Linked DNA regions of Mus musculus: region 2 is linked to region 1. A link is a loop called in an ENCODE intact Hi-C map of the cell type or tissue named here. Cell type or tissue: left cerebral cortex. All regions are shown on one strand. Each heading gives the region's core, and the rest is flanking DNA. Links, peaks and the distances in the headings are about the cores only. Region 1 overlaps Rbm3 (RNA binding motif (RNP1, RRM) protein 3). Region 2 holds the start of Pcsk1n (proprotein convertase subtilisin/kexin type 1 inhibitor).

Region 1 (8,334 bases), core at 236-8,235:
TTTAAAAAAGATTTATTTATTATACGTAAGTACACTATAGCTGACACTATAGAAGAGGGTGTCAGATCTTGTTATGGATGGTTGTGAGCCACTATGTGGTTGCTGGGATTTGAACTCAGGACCTTTGGAAGAGCAGTCAGTGCTCTTAACTACTGCGCCATCTCTCCAGCCCAAATTTTATTTCATAAATTAGCATACAATTTATTGCTCTATTATATTTCCAAATATTTTTGAGGGCTGGGAAGATGGCTTAATGGTTAAAGAGCACTTGCTGCTCTTGTAGAGGACCTGAGTTCAGACCCCAGCACCTACATCACGTGGCTCAGAACTACTTATAGTTCCTTCCAGAGATTCACTGCCCACTTCTGGTCTCCAAGAGCACCAGTGGGTACATGATACTTACAAAATGGAAGTCAAATACTTCGACTATCCTTTTGGCTTCTTGCCAACTTCTGCTTTCACTTGTACCCTTCTTTCCTCATTAACCTCCTTAACATCTCCCTGCACCCCTATAGGTCAGGTCCCCTTTTATATCATGACCAGCATTCACTTACTGTTAAATTTAAGGGTCTGTCAAGGTATTTCAGGCAGACATTTTTCCAGAGGACCCAAGTTCAGTTCCTAGGATACCTGGCAGCTTGCAAGTGCCTGAAATCCAGTTCCAGGGCATCTGATGGCCTCTGAAGACACCTCCCCCCCTGCCCCCCCGCAAAAAAAACCACCACACTTCTTTCCCATTTTATTTATTTATTTATTTATTTATTTATGAGACAGGCCTATTATGTAGTTCTGGCTATATCCTGGAACTCACTGTGCAGATCAGGTCTGAGCTCCACCCCAGTGCTGCACTAAAGGCATGCATTACCACAGTCAGGTTATCAACTTTTAAGTCATTACCTGCTCAGAAGATGCTAGTTTGAATCAGCTGAGATGGCAGTCAGCTGGTAACTAAGAGGCAGGTATCAGCAGCCAGTGAGTGCTGGAGTCTGTGTTGTATGAATTCATGACCAGCAGTTTCTGGAGGTTATGAAACGAACCTTAAACCCACAACACCATTGCCTTTAGCAGGATCCAGGATGACACCACGGCGCCATGCTGTGCTTCACTGTGGAGGTATATCCTGAGGGGTTCACTATGCATAGCCAGGTGTACAAAACTGAATTCGAATTGAGACTCAGAAGTCAAACTAGATGTAACCATATTGGGGACTAAAGAAATCACCAACCTCTGGCAGCCAGCTAATGCTGTTGACAAGAGTGGCATCTGTCTTCTAACTCCGCATGCCCCTATATATTAAGTGCCCAGTCCACTTGTAAATCTCCTCTGGTCTCAGAAATCCATTCTTGAGCGTATGTTCACTCCTAAGTCTGGAAATGGGCTCCCCAATTCTGAACCAAGTCTTATTGGTTCTGAACCAAGTCTTATTCCTTCCATGCTGGGCTAATGTCCCATTATTTGAATATGTACGGCCTTATTCTCCTTCTGAAGGCGTCCTACTCCTTAGATTATGCAGTCTCTTTTAGCCACTTGCCTCGTGTGTGGCGGCCATCCCTAAAATTATGTGCAGAGGCACTGTTACCACATCACTTGGTGCTTGATTGCTCAGCCACCTTTTCAGCCCTATTGCAACACTTCAGTTTATATAGATCCTATTCATGAGTCCTGAAGCAGGTATCGTTTGTCCTGCCCCACCACACATACTAGTAAAATACCCATCCCATGTTAAGTATGGGACAATGTCCTAGTGTCTTCCCATGTCTCACTGAACTAATTTGCTAACTTACAGGCCAGTAGGTTTTAGGGGATGGTAGCACTTGGTCTTCAAGACAATTTCTGAGTAGTCCTGGCCCTCCAAGTCAGAATCACATGAACCTGAGTACTGAATACTAACTAGGATTAAAAGCTGCAGGCAGGCAAGGGTATGATCCTTTGGCCCGAAGAATCCAGACAGGAAGCTCGGCTATGGAGCTTGTGTATGTGTAGCCTGTGTGTACACATCACAACTGTACACGTTCATATTCAGACTAAGTTGACACCTAGCACATTCCTCAATCATACTCCCATCTTTCTAAAAATACTTACTTTGAAATTAATATACATCATTGTCCTCTTGGCAAGCCTGCTCAGCCTATGTTAGTGGCATGTTATACATTTTAGGGTACTTAAGCGTCCGCTTCTGAGGACCCCTAGTTGAATCTGGGAGCTCACTCATTTAGCAAAGCCCTATGTCCTCGGGGCTGAGATTGGAGCCCTGCCTCCCTTATGTGACCCTTATGGTTGCACAGTAAGCACTTTACAGACCAAGCCATCTTCACAAAAGAATGACCAGTTATCACATTCGAGTGTAATGGATGGTTTAATTATACCTTTAATACTTTTCATATATTTTATCATTCATTTACATACCACTTCCCGGTTACCCCTCCACCAACCCCCCACAGACAGCTATGTTGGCCCAGGCTGGTTTATACCTTGAGATTCTTCCTACTTCTGCCTCTACCCCGCAATGAAATGGCGATTACTCCAAGCTTGTACATAAAAAAGACCCTGATTTCGAATCCCAGCACCATAGAAAGAAACCAAAATAAGGGAAGTTTCCCAAAGTTTCTCCTTGAGGTTTAAAGTGCACTAATGGCTCCCTAGGGAAAGGCATCTCCTGTGACTTGTTTTTGGTTCTATGGACCCACATGGTACAAAGGAGAGAAATGATTCCCAAGTTCCTCTGACCTCCACATATGTATTTTGGTATGGGTGCTACATCCTCATATAACAAAAAATGTGAATTAAGGACCAATGAGATGGCCCAGCAGAAGAAACTTGCTGCCTGCCAGGCCTTGGAGAGAGAGAGAGAAACTACCACTTCATGTGAATAAATCTAAACTGCATCAAGAACTTTTTCAATGAGAACCTCTTCTAAGAATACAAGTATATGCTAGGCAGTGGTGGTGCACGCCTTTAATCCCAGCACTCGGGGAGGCAGCTGGATTTCTGAGTTCCAGGACAGCCAGGGCTATACAGAGAAACCCTGTCTCGAAAAACCAAACCAAACCAAAAAACGAAACAAAAGAATACAAGTATTGTCGGGCAGTGGTGGCACATGCCTTTAATCCCAGCACTCTGGGAGGCAGGGGCAGGCAGATTTCTGAGTTCCAGGTCAGCCTGGTCTACAAATTGAGTTCCAGGACAGCCAGGGCTATAGAGAAACCCTGTCTCGGAAAACAAACAGAGACCCTTAACATTCAGGAGAGTCAACCACACACATGGCAGCCCACCACTGCATCTATCTCCAGTTCTAGGGGAATTGACACCCTCACACAGACATACGTGTAACACACATGAAAAAATTTTAAAATTATTTTAATAAAAGTAATTATTTTGGAAGAGGCATATCAAAAAAGTTTGCATTTCCTTTATAAATTTCCAAAAGCCAATAAATGGGCCCAACACAAGTAAAGGATATAATATCTGACCTTAAAAATAAAGGGAGATAGCTCAAGGATAGCATACTTACCTCATCCTTGATTTGAAGTCCTGTTTGCATCCTGAAGACAGCATCACCATAGTGATACTATAGCACACACTTAAAATATGTAGATAAATCATTTTCACAGATATCAAAAGCAGATTGTTTGAATGCAATAAAATGACAATTACCTTCTATGTATGTTAGCAAACCACGTCCAATACTTTAAATGTACACTACCTTAGGACTAAATTAAAATGCCTATAGGAACAATATGGACTCAAGTACTTGGAGAGTGGAAGACAGTCTGTGCTATATAAGTTCCCATCTAAAAAATCCAAGCTGGGCTGCAGAGATGGCTCAGAAGTTAAGAGTACTGACTGCTCTTCTAGAGGTCCTGAGTTCAACTCCCAGCAACCACATGGTGGCTCACAACCATCTGTAATGGGATACACGATGCCCTCTTCTGGTTTGAAGATGACAGTGTACTCATATAAATCAAATAATTAAAAAAATAATCCAAGCTTTGGGTATTAAGTTGGTAGACTGCTTGCTTAGCTATGAATCCCTAGTGAAGCAAAAAATGCTACTTTGCTCTGACAGGTTTTAGAACTTAATACTTTATGCACCTGTCAAAAACAAGTCTGCTGAATGAGTCAAGCTGTTCTAACTCTGCTTAATTTCTAAGATGTCATCTGCTCCCTTCCCCAGTGGGTTAAACTGGAGACAAATGTTATCCTTTTGGCTAAAAATCTGTTGCTTTTAGTTATCAGTCTAAACCAAAGCAACTGGTTCCCACAGACTCTACATTTCAATGCACAAGAGTATTGTATTCCTTACAAATGCTTTCTCATAGGCCATGCTGACTTCTGTTAAAATAACCAAAACTTACACTACTTTCATCTATAGGAAAATTTTTTTCACACACATCAAGGGCTTGCCTTGAATTTAAAAAATACAAGAGCGTATCAAAAAAGGTTTATTTGGAATGCCAAATTTCAACAAGCTAAGTTCCTCAAAAAATAACATTAAGAGCCTTACTGTAATCATGCTAATTAAACAGGTAGTGATTATAAAACTCTCATCAGGTCTCACCAATATTTTTCTTGCCTTCAATCAATCCTAGAAGTGGGAATTTTTTTAGAGCTTTTATGGCCCATGTAGAATAGCCTCAAAGGGTGAAGGGGTGAGGACTGTAGCTGAGAAGGTGGTAGGAAGTTTGCAATATCAGGATACTGGTTTTCACATGCCCTAATTAACTATAGAGCTTGCTTTGGAAAGATTGGTTGATAGCACATATCCTGTATGCCTTTCAATGCAAAATGTGGCCTAAGTGTGTCGCTGCATTATTTAGGGACTTAATCCATTTTAAACATTTTTCTGTTTAAAACCCTAAAATCCACTGAAAAAGCAGTTCTCATTTTAAATGCTAAAACTGAGAAAGCCTGGAAACAGGGCCTAAAACCTGAGTTTTGGAGGCTGGAGTATATCTTGATAGAAAACTGCTAACCTAGCATGCAGCAAGCCCAAGGACATCGCAATCCTTTAATTGTAGCACTAAGGTGATCTGCCTATGGTGTCCGCTGTTGTGGCTCTACCTTTAATCTCTCACTGGGTGTTTGGGGAGCTTTGGACCTCAAATTTGAGTTTTACTAATGTCTGCATGACCATAAAGCTTTGCAGTGGACCTCCTGGGCCCTTTCCCTGGCAATAATTAGCACCAAGGCAAAGCTAATTATTACAATATACCTCCAGTTATCTATCTGGAAAGTAGAACAATTGTTACAGAAATATGAGGCTACTATTTTTGTTCTTTGTTGCTGCTATACACATACATATACACACACAGCTAGAAAACCATCCAACTCTTGTCATTTTGTGGTTGATGATGAACTACCACCTCAAGTGACACTGGCTTTCCTTCCTCCCCACCCCTGACCTACCTTTAGGGCAGCATGTGGTTCTGCCAGTTCCCCAAAGGCCCAGCATAGAATGCTTCCTTCCTCTGACCAAGTACCCACCTGGTAGGCTTAGCCCCAGTGCCCCATAACCTGGGCCTGGCTCATTGGTTGAGGCAGTATTCTGGGAAGTTCCTGAGTCTTCATCCACCTGCCAAAGCAAATTCATGACCATTTGGGTGGGAGAAAGGAGGAGCCTCGGGGTCTGTCCCTGCTAGTTGGGTGACTCCATGCCGAGCCTCCATGTCCCAAGGATGAAGCAAACTGGTTAGAGTAATGAATGTTCTCAAAACTGCAGCCTGGTGGTAAATGCTCAATGCTGGCCAGGTGAAAACCTAGACAACTCCATTCTAACTGGGAAGAACGAAGAAGGACTATCACCCATGGGATTCAAAGACACATACTAGAACCTTCACCTTTAAGCAAAACTGAGCAGCTAATGATAGCCCCTTCCCCCATTTTTCAAGGGCGACCATGGGCTTCTCACTTAAGACAATTTCCTGACAGAAAGTTTACCAACTGTTCTCAGTGGGTTTCTGTACTTATACATTTGACTCTCCTCCCCACATGTGGAACACTATGCTAAGGAAAGCAGAAGTTAAAGGTCAAAGAGCAGGGTATAGTGCCTACATTTGAATTCAGGAACCTGAATCCAGTCTGAACTACCTTAATCCCCATTTTTTAGTAAAGTTTCCTTTATGTCTGACATATAGCATATACCACCACTCCAGTCCCCATTAAGAAAAGTGCACTATGGGGCTGGCGAGATGGCTCAGTGAGTAAGAGCACCAACTTGCTCTTCCGAAGGTCATGAGTTCAAATCCCAGCAACCACATGGTGGCTCACAACCACCCATAATGAGATCTGATGCCTGAATCTGTAGCATATTGTACTTATATATAATAATAAATAAATCTTTAAAAAAGAAAAGTGCACTACTCTGTGTATAAGTTTACTGCCCATGTTATGAGATTAAGGCACTTATCTTCTCAGAACAATCTTGCAAGGAGGATATCCATCTACCTTGTACCCAGAAAAGCAAACTTAAAGTAATAGTTGTGAAAAGAACCAAGAAACAATTTCAGAAAACCCAATTCTAGTCAGAAGGGGACTGACTTTCATCTGTATCCATCACATTTCATGTCTCACCATATACCCAAACTAACTTCAAATTCAAGCCTCAACCCTTCTGACAGTTCCTGCCCATCCATCCCAGTATGTTTTCCAAGCTTCATCTTCCTGACTTGCCTCTCGCTCTAAATTGTAAACTGGGTTTGAATAAGGAAAAAGCATTATCAGTATTGATTTGTGTTCAGGTTTCATCTTTTAATTAGCTCCATAAAGGACATCCTAAACACATCAGACACAACAGAATACTTTTCTTCCAGTATTAAAAAATGACATTCACAAACATTTTAAAGAAGCTCTTCTATATAATCAGGATGGTGATCTTTAATAAAAAACATCTCTAAGCAATCATGATCTTGACTCGGATTGTTCATAGGTACATTCAGAAATCACTTTCTGGCCATGATAAACATTGTTTACAAGGTTTTAAAATGTCCCTAAATACACATCAACTTTAAAAACTGATTTAGCCTGGCCACTTTTTTCTTTTGGCCAGAAACAATAATCCTGAGTGCCTAAACAAAAATTCTGATAAAAGGAAAAATATTGGGACTGTAACAAATGTCTTAAAATTTGTTTTTAAAAGGGAAAAAATGTTTAAAGAACACATGGAGCTTTCTAAAAGTTCTTTAACAAACTACCTTGGGAGCTCAATTCAAAAATAGAACTTGATGTACTAAAACAGACGTTTCAGCGCAGCTCCAAAAATCTTTATAAATACAGCAATTTGCAAGGACGATCCTGGATCAGAAGTGTTATTCCTTGTGTATCTGAGAATAGTAAGAGGTAGAATTTTGATGTCAGGAAGAAACAGACTGATAACACGCTTACCTCCCAGAGTTGATAAAGATGCAGCATACCACCTCTTTTATTTCTACCATGCCCCGCCTCCGCCCCCCCTTCAACTAGCTCTGGCATGCATGTAACAGCAAGAGCACCCAAGTGGCTGGGTTAGGCATCAAGGCAGCAGAGATAAAGGGCAGTGTGGCGAGAAGAAAAGCAAAAGGGAGAAGAGGGTCTGATGATAACAGGTTGACGCAATGCCAATCTTCAGGTCTCACCTACATTTTGTGTGCATGCCCCATCTCAGTTGTCATAATTGTCTCTGTAATTTCCTCCTGAGTAGCGGTCATAGCCACCCTGGCTTCTGGGAAAAAGCGATATTGTTTTACAAGAATGTATTCTACATTGTAGACATTAAACACTAAAAACTATACATGTCATGTTTCATAATAGCAGATTCACAATAGAAATGTTAGTCAGTTTTCAGGTGATGGAGACTGTATTCTTGAGATTGGTACATGGTGGGCACGGGCAATTGACCTTTGATATATCCAAGCCACATAATACTCTTAAAAAATGTATAATAAACAGGATACATAAAATATGAGCACTATGTAAAATTCCCATTTTCAGCATAAACTAGATTTAAAAACACTGGTACCTGACTATCCCAACCTCTCAATACCCACCTGCCACTGTAGTCTCTAGACCGCCCATACCCATATCCATATCCTCCAGGACGACTGTCATATCTTCCACTTCCATATCCCTGGTCTCCACCACCTACAGAAAAATATTCAAATAGTAGCTGTTCAGACATAGGCTCTTAACATTAAATAGCGCTACTTAATCTCATAATCAAACCATGACTGCACTTACCTCTAGAGTAACTGCGACCACGCCCACCAAAGGCACCCCCTCTGGATCCCCTGGCAGACTTTCCTGCATGATCAACTCGGATTTGGCGCCCATCCAGGGACTAGGTATGGGAAGGAGACAGAC
Region 2 (8,334 bases), core at 146-8,145, 220 kb before region 1:
TAGGGCTGGGATGGGAAATTGGGGCTCAATAGGAAAGCATTTGCTTAATATGTTCAAAGCCTTGGACCCCATTCCCACCCCTCCCGAGATGGATGGGGGGCGGGAGGGAGGAAGGGAGGAAGAGAAGTCAGGGCTGACTTAGTTGTGTTTCCTACTAAGATTCTCTCAAAGTGGAGTCACAGTATTGGTTGGGACTACAGTATCATCTGAGGCACAACCAGGAAAGTAGTCACTTCCAAGGTCTTTAGAATTATAAAACATATAGAAAGGAGAGCTTCAGTTTCCTACTGGATGCCCAAGGAATCCTTAGCCCATTATGCCTTAGCTCCTATAGTCCAGCCAGAGAGCTTGTAACCTTTGCTATTTAAGATGCCATAAGTCCTAAAGAGCAAGTTCCAGGGCAGCCAGGGCTACAACAGAGAAGCTCTGTCTCAAAAAACAGACAAACAACAAAAACAAAAAACAAGATACCCCAGTGGCTGCTTGCCTTATCAAGTTAGGAGTCTCCTTAGCAAAGGGTTATTTCATCTTATCGTTAATATATACGTTTGTTACATATAACCTGCTACTTGTAGTCACATATACACTCGATGGGACTAGATTATATAAGTAAAAGACATGGACACCAAGAGGTGGGGGAAATGGAAGCCATCTCAAGTGTGTGTCTGTTATATTGGTGTTTAATCCTCAGGTCCATAAAGAAATACACTTTTTTTTTTGTATGTGATTTGAGGCAGAGTCTCCTATGCAGTTCTGGCTGGCCTTGCTCTTATGTAAATCTAACTAGCCATAGACTTGCAACAGCACCAGTCCTTCTGCCTTGGCCTTCCAAGGGCTGGTATTACAGCTGTGTATGACCAAGCCAGACTTTCATAAAAGTAGCCAGGAAAGGATTTGCATTGTGTTGTCATCTGTGATCCTGGGAACATACAGACAAATCAACAGATCAGCTATCTATGCCTTAGACCACAGAGGTGCATCTTTCTTTTGCCCATTTTTTTCTTTTAGATAGGGTCTTGTATACATTCTAGGCTGTGCTGGAACTCACTATCCGCCAGCCTCAGCTCCCCAAGTGCTGGAATTACAGGAGTGCACCAGTGGACTGGCTCTTTGCTTCACTTTTATTATTTATTTTACTTGTTTTTAGTTTTTAGTTTTTGAGACAGGGTCTCTCTGCGTAGCACTGGCTGACCTGAAACTCTCTACGTAGACCAGGCTGGCCTTGAATTAACAGAACTTCCTGCTTCTACCTCCTGAGTGCTGGGATAAAAGGGGTATGCCACTATGCCTGGCTCTCCTTCACATTTAATCTATGCCATGTCATCATATGTTGTTTTAATTTCACTTTATTTTTTTTAGTTTTAATTCTCAATGAAAATATATAGATTTTTGCAGCAGCGTGTTCTAATCATAACTTTATTTTCCAGTAAAGGAAGATATAGCAACCACTGGTTCTGTATCCAGAACGACGCACTGTCAGCATTGCCCTCTCCAGGGTTTCCCCCTTTGGGATACACACACTGATTTTATCAGAATCCTCTGGGTTTGGTGCTGATGTTCAAATCCAGCTATAGAAATGCTTCACTAGTGAGCTACATTCCCAGTCTTTGATGGATCATTCCAGTGTTTTGGGTTCTTGTGGTTGTTGTTTGGCTGTTCTTTAAGAACATGGTTTCTCTTTGCAGCCCAGATTGCTTTGGAACGAACTTTCTTTCTTTCTTTCTTTCTTTCTTTCTTTCTTTCTTTCTTTCTTTCTTTCTTTCTTTCTTTCTTTCTTTCTTTTAACATACATTTATTTATTTGTTTGTTTATATGTGAGTACACTGTAGCTGTCTCCAGATGCACCAGTAGAGGGCATCAGATCTCATTACGGGTGGTTGTGAGCCACCATGCGGTTGCTGGAAATTGAACTCACGACCGTGCTCTTACCCACTGTGCCATCTCTCCAGCCCAGCTTTGGAACTTTCTATGTAGACCAGGTTGACCAGGAACTCAGCAGAGATCTGCCTGCTTCTGCCTTCTGAGTGCTGGGATTAAAGGCCAGTGATAGCACGCCCAGCTGATGGTTTATTTATTTGTTTTATTTCTATTTTTCTTGGTGAACTCCAAGCATGAACGTGCTCTACGAATAATCTCTATCCCGCTCTACCTCTCCTGATTGAGACATTATCTAGCTGCTAGATATCCTTGAACGCCCTGTGTGGCCCAAACTGACCTTAAACTTATGACCCTCCTGCCTCTGCCTCCTGGTACCAAGGAAGGTTACAGGAATGTGCCAACCATTCCTGGGTTGGGGACGTTTTGTCTCTTCCTATGGTGGTGGCATGGAACTCGTGTTTATGCTTTACCGCAGAGCTTGGGCTTCTCTCTCCAGCCCCCTTCCCTCTTGCCCCACTGGGGATTCGTGCTGGGCAAGACCCCTTTGATGGAGCTACCCACTCAAATCCCCCTTTTCACTTTTGATTTTGCGATAGGATCTCATTACATTGTACAGGCTGGCCTTAAACTATTTGTGTGTTTTTGCTGGTCTAGAGCCTGCTTTGTGTGGGGCACAGCATTTTATGACTTTAATCCCAGCCCTCAGGAGGCAGATCTGCACATCTCTGTCAATTCAAGGCTAGCCTAGATTACATAGTAAGTTCTTGGACAGCCACGGGGCTATGTAGAGAACTGTTCAAAGGAAAAAAGAAGGCTACATCATAGATGAGGGCTGCACTGCCACACCCAGTTTATGGGGTGCCCAGAATCAAACCTAGGGCTTTGTATATGCTAGGCAAAAACTGTACCAGATGAACTACATCCCTAGACTGTTGAACTAGATGTAGTCCAGACAGGCCTTGAAGTGGAGAACCTTCTTCTTTAGCCTCCCAAGTGGTTGGGGATGGCAAGCCTGTGCCACTAGGCCTGGCTCTTTCAACCTTTTGTTGTATCATTTAAAAAACATTTACATATTTGTTGTGTGTGAGTAGGGGTGCACAATTGCCACAGAATACCTGTGGAAACGAGAGCACAGTGAGAGAAATGAAATGAAGGGAGCATTTAGTAAGCTCCTACTTAATATCACGCCTGTAGATCTTTAAGTGTCATTCTGAGGTTGCAGTTGTTAGTAATAGCTTTATTCTGGCATGAGGCTAATCCATAGCAATATGAACTGAGCTGCCAGTGGCCATGTCATCTGGGTTCATTTCTCTGTGAACATCGTGGTCCACAGCATGCAGCCAGTAATTGTTTATCCATCAAACAAGAGTATAGTCTGTTGTCTCCCCAAGGACAGAGACCAGAGCCTGATTTCAGCCCACTGAGTCAATTTCCCTTGTCTGTCTGGTAATTCAACAGCAAGGTCTATTGCCCTAGCAACTGCCCTTATACTGCCATGGCAACCGCCAGTGCAGACTTCTGTTCTCCACTTTGCCCCTTGGACATCTCCATGGCGATGCGCAGGATGAAGAGAAGGCCAGAGCCCTAATTCTGCGCCTGCGTACAGTAGGAGACAGTGGGGCGGGAGTGGGGGGGACGGGGACGCGGGGAGGGGGCAGGCTCCTGGATGTGCGCAGCCGCAGAGCGCTGCTGCTGTGCCTAATACCCATCGCTGCGCACTTGACAGCCAGTCCGCCCGTCCGGAGCCCGGCTCGTTGGGGCAGCATGGCGGGGTCGCCGCTGCTCTGCGGGCCGCGGGCCGGGGGCGTCGGCATTTTGGTGCTGCTGCTCTTGGGCCTTCTGAGGCTGCCCCCCACCCTGTCAGCGAGGCCCGTGAAGGTGCGACCTCAGTCAGCAGGGGGTGGGGGTGGGGTGGGGAGGAAGATGGGGGAAAGTGTTAATGAGGTATTTTCACAGGTATGCGCATAGGGCTTGGCTAGGGTGACCTGGCCTGCAGCTGACAGCCCCGCGCAGGCCAGGGGCAGTTTCAGGATGTGAGGATGATGTTGTTCAGGGCGCCCTGCCCATCCCTCAGCATCTGGGGCCTGGTTTAATCTCGATCCACGGGTGGCCCGTGGAGCTGTCCGTGGCACTAGGGTGTATTCAGAAAAGATATCTAAGCCTGTGATGTGATGACCGAAGTGTATAGGCATTGTTTCTTTTCAGTGTGACCTTTGGTTTGACTGCCCCTGAATGCCCTACAATACTAGGGATGCTTCTGGTTGACTTTTTGCGGGCCTGGTTGCTTTCTTAGTGGTACAGTGTGTATATTTGTGAATTCTTATGGGTGGTGACGTAGTATATGGGCGTATCTTTCTGTGTACTTGTGTGTTTCTGTGTTCATTTGTTTTTATTTTAGAAGGAGTGGTCCTTGTACCTTGGGGTACATATTTCATGGTGGCTTGGGTAAACTGAGTACTTGGGTTCTTCTACGTGCATCCACGAGACAGTTTCCTTTTTTTTCTTCTTCTTCTTTGTGGAGCTGTGTCATTGCAGGGAAAGAAGCCATGATGTCTCTGCATTGTGTTTTTAAAGACGATGCATGTCCTTGGTTGGCTCAGGTAGAGTAACTGAAGATCATTTCGCCAACAGGAATGTACACACAGGCACGAAAAAAAGACCACTTCTCGCAGTGGATATGGCAGTGTTGGGTTAAAATGTGTGACATTTTAAGGGCTGTGTGTGTGTGTGTGTGTGTGTGTAGGGATTGCTGGTGGGTGATTTCCCCGGCGCTGAGAGTGGTGGGTGCTGATCAAGGGCACGTGGAGCAGCTTGCTCCTCTACCTCTTCAAAGCTGTTGAGAGATCAGAGGAGAATTTTTAAAACCATTTGATAGCCTCGCGCCCCCCATAGGCATTACCTTCTATTTTCCACCCATTGAGTCCGTTCTTTGCTTTGCAGCTCATCTTTAAACGACCCATTGTTTCATTCCTCCTGCTTCTGGAACATCCGAGAAATGCAATCAAGCTAGGCATCTGCTTCCTGATGGTCACTAGGGGTCACTAAGAAGTCCTTGGCTTTGATAGACTTAGGTCATCTGCAGTGGGATTCTAGAATTTGCCTTTGTGTGTGTGTGTGAGATTCATTTATATTGAAGTGTACAGTTATAGTTAATTTATTGGTGCGCATTATCATCTTCCATGTGTGTATCATGAGTATCCTACTAAGTCATTGTTTATTTCCGTGCTGTTCTTTCCTTCACCCCACCCCCTACTTTTATGCTGTTATAAAAATGCTGCTGTGATGTTTCAAGAATTTACATCCTGCAGGCTGACTGTAACACCCAACCCATTCTTCTCTTGAGACACAGGCAATTTCTCTTTCAAAATGATTTTTGCAAAATTTTGTTTTGTTTCTTGAGGTAGGATTTCTCTCTGTAGTCCAGGCTGCCCTGGAGCTCCCTTTGTAGAGGAGGCTGGCCTGAAACTCAGGGATCTGCCTGCGTAGGCTGGGAATTAAAGGCGTGAACTCTCCCACACCTGGCTTATTTTTGCAAGTTTAATTTCCAACAGAGAAATGTTATAGTGTTATTCCAAACCTGGCACCTGCCCCAACCCCCCCCCCAAAAAAAACGAAGAAGAGAAAAGAAACTAACGGTAACAGCATAGCATCCAGAGGATTCAGGACAAGTTTTGAGATTGTGTGAATCCTAGAGGTGTTCTAGTGGTCTGAAGTGCCCTTGGAGATATTTAGGGGTTTCCCGGGACCTTAGACACGATAGGAATTTTGGAGGGGCCCAGTGAATGAGGTGGTCATTGAAAATCCATGGAGCCCCACCCCTAGTTGTGCATCTCTGGCCAGACAATGACGATATTTTTTTCCTTCACCCCATCTTCTCACAGGAGCCCCGCAGTCTGAGCGCAGCATCCGCGCCCTTGGTTGAGACGAGCACTCCCCTCCGCTTGCGTCGGGCCGTGCCCCGAGGAGAGGCGGCGGGTGCGGTGCAGGAGCTGGCGCGGGCGCTGGCGCACCTGCTGGAGGCCGAGAGACAGGAACGCGCGCGTGCTGAGGCGCAGGAGGCTGAGGATCAGCAGGCGCGTGTCCTGGCGCAGCTGCTGCGCGCCTGGGGCTCTCCGCGTGCCTCGGACCCGCCCTTGGCCCCCGACGATGACCCGGACGCTCCAGCTGCACAGCTCGCCCGTGCTCTGCTCCGAGCTCGCCTAGACCCGGCCGCCCTGGCAGCCCAACTTGTCCCCGCCCCTGCCGCTGCGCCGCGACCCCGGCCCCCAGTGTATGATGATGGCCCCACTGGCCCAGACGTCGAGGATGCCGGCGACGAGACTCCTGACGTGGACCCTGAGCTGCTGAGGTGCGGGGACCAAGGGGGAGGGAGGGCAAGGGCAGAGGGCTTCATGCACTGGGGGTAAAATCACTACTAAAGTGCTGCGCTGGAGCCTGAGAAGTGAGGTCGCGGGTCCTGAGTACAAGGGGACGGAAGCCCAGGGACCCCTGACTGGTGGGACAATGCAGGAGTAAGGGCTCCCCGGAGTGGTGGTGGATCGGTTTCTGCAGGAAGTGGTCCTGGTGGTGGGCAGTTTCTGGAATGGAAGGCCGGGACCTCTGACTTCCTCGGAAAGTAGTGGTGAGTTCCGCAGGCTCGAGTGAGGGTTACAAGCCATACGGAATTAGAAAATTGCCTTGTCCGGGTTCTGAACCACAGCGATGGCAAATACATCCTGACCGCATTCCGCAATCCTTGCAGGTACTTGCTAGGGCGGATCCTCACCGGAAGTTCGGAGCCAGAGGCTGCTCCTGCCCCGCGCCGCCTCCGCCGATCTGTGGACCAGGATTTGGGTCCCGAGGTGCCCCCTGAGAACGTACTGGGGGCTCTGCTACGCGTCAAACGCCTGGAGAACCCCTCGCCCCAGGCGCCGGCACGCCGCCTCCTGCCTCCCTGAGCGCTGCTGCATCCTGCACGCCCTGGAACCCAGGAGCGCCCCAGCAACCCTGACTCCCTGCCAGCACGTCCAAGGCTGCTTACCCCAGCAACCTCCCATCCCCTGAGCCCTCAATAAATGCCATCTGTAGCAGCTGTTTGTCTGAGCGCCCTGTACTAGGGGGCCGGTGGGCTGGGTGACAATGATAATGGAATAGTGGCTGTCCTACTGAGGACAGCACAGTACTGTTTGGGACCTGTACTGGTAAGGAATACATGCCTGCTTCCTCTGGACTTTGCGGGTCTCACCGGGTGCCTGGGCTACCCTTCTAGGCTTCACTGAGGCGGGTTCCCTGGGAGGCTCTGAGGTTACTTTCAGCGTCTGCCAGGGGTCCACAGCACTTAGCCAAGGGGCTATGGATTCACTCGTGGTCTGCCAGGACCAGGCTTGTTGTGAGGGCCCCAGGTGGATCACAGACATCCAGCACTGTATCAGCAACTGCCAAGCACTGCTTACACGGGGCTCTGAATATTCACTCCAACCATTGCCTTTGCCCTGGCCACTTGTTCTATTCTCAGTATGTGCAAGTTTTTGCACTTCATAGTCCTTTCTTACCCTTCCTGTCACTGTCTTGTGTTGGACAAGGAAGGAGGTTGTTTTGTTTGTTTTGAGGTGTATCCAAAGCACGGTTGGGCAGTTTCTCAAGGCTTTTTTTTTTCCTATTAAAAAAAAATTGATACCCAGTCTTACTATGTAATCCTGGTTGTCCTGAAACTCACTCGGTACACCAGGCTAGCCTCAAACTCAGAGATTCATCTGCCTGCTTCCCTGAGAGCTGGGATTAAAGGTGACTGCCACACTTGGCTCCTTCTTTTTAAAAATATTCTTAACTGCTGTTGGGCCCGGTGGTATATGTCTTTTTAATCCCAGCACACTGGAGGCAGTGGCAGGTAAATCTCTGTGCCTTAAAGGCCAGACTAATCTACAAAGTGAGTTCCAGGAGAGTTACATGGAGAAACTCTATTTAAAAAAAAAAATCCTAACTGCTGAGTTTTCAACTTTGTCTTCCTTTTGGAAGCAGTCTCACTATTGTAGCTCTGGCTATCCTGGAAGATCTCTTGAACTTCCAGCGGGGCTACATAGTAAGAACCTGTCTCCAGAAAAGGCAAGAAGAAAAGAAAAACAAAGATTTAGTATAAAGGAAGCTTTGAATCCTGAGAACATTTATTTAATTTTGCATAGAGTTTCATAAAACACAGTCAATGAGGGATGTCCCATGTTACCACGTAACTTCTCACCAAATGACAATAAAAAGATGTCTGTGGTAACTTGGTCGGAGAGGGAAATCTTATTACAAGAGAATTGTCACCTTGACATGAGACAAGGGTCAATTTGCTAGACAAAGATCTTCAGGCTACAGAGCAGCCACAGCTACACACGGCTTTCTGGTGTCGGGTCTTCTTGCTTGATTCGGCCACAGCCTCCTGGGCCCTCTGAATCTCATGGACAAGCAGGGCAAAGGCTTCCTCCACACCTTGCC

The links. A loop is a pair of places that touch in the nucleus more often than their neighbours do. Peaks named below come from ENCODE experiments on the same cell type or tissue, not always from the same donor. Only the 100,000 strongest peaks of a DNase experiment are listed, where the experiment ranks them.
Region 2: it touches region 1 in a loop (2.6-fold over the local background); 3 of 42 quality-filtered maps call a loop at or near these places.

Annotation. Positions count from the first base shown.
Region 1 is chrX:8,135,637-8,143,970 of GRCm38, forward strand. Rbm3 (RNA binding motif (RNP1, RRM) protein 3) reads right to left here. Exons shown (of 7, transcript NM_001166410.2): 4 at 8,212-8,311; 5 at 8,022-8,115; 6 at 7,615-7,693; 7 at 6,720-7,319. The coding sequence ends at 7,636. Among named protein-coding and RNA genes, the nearest start is that of Rbm3os, 5.6 kb to the right of the region's middle. In left cerebral cortex, for the core only: a CTCF peak has its summit at 3,938 (motif pointing left); no DNase peak of the experiment used is centred there.
Region 2 is chrX:7,916,289-7,924,622 of GRCm38, forward strand. Pcsk1n (proprotein convertase subtilisin/kexin type 1 inhibitor) reads left to right here and starts at 3,534. Exons shown (of 3, transcript NM_013892.3): 1 at 3,534-3,756; 2 at 5,760-6,226; 3 at 6,620-8,122. The coding sequence starts at 3,643. The coding sequence ends at 6,815. It overlaps Eras (ES cell-expressed Ras), which reads right to left. Exons shown (of 2, transcript NM_181548.2): 2 at 7,988-8,334. The coding sequence ends at 8,204. In left cerebral cortex, for the core only: a CTCF peak has its summit at 1,870 (motif pointing right); DNase peaks (open chromatin) are centred at 3,474, 4,165, 4,440, 4,565 and 4 more places; H3K4me3 peaks cover 2,881 bases; H3K27ac peaks cover 2,028 bases.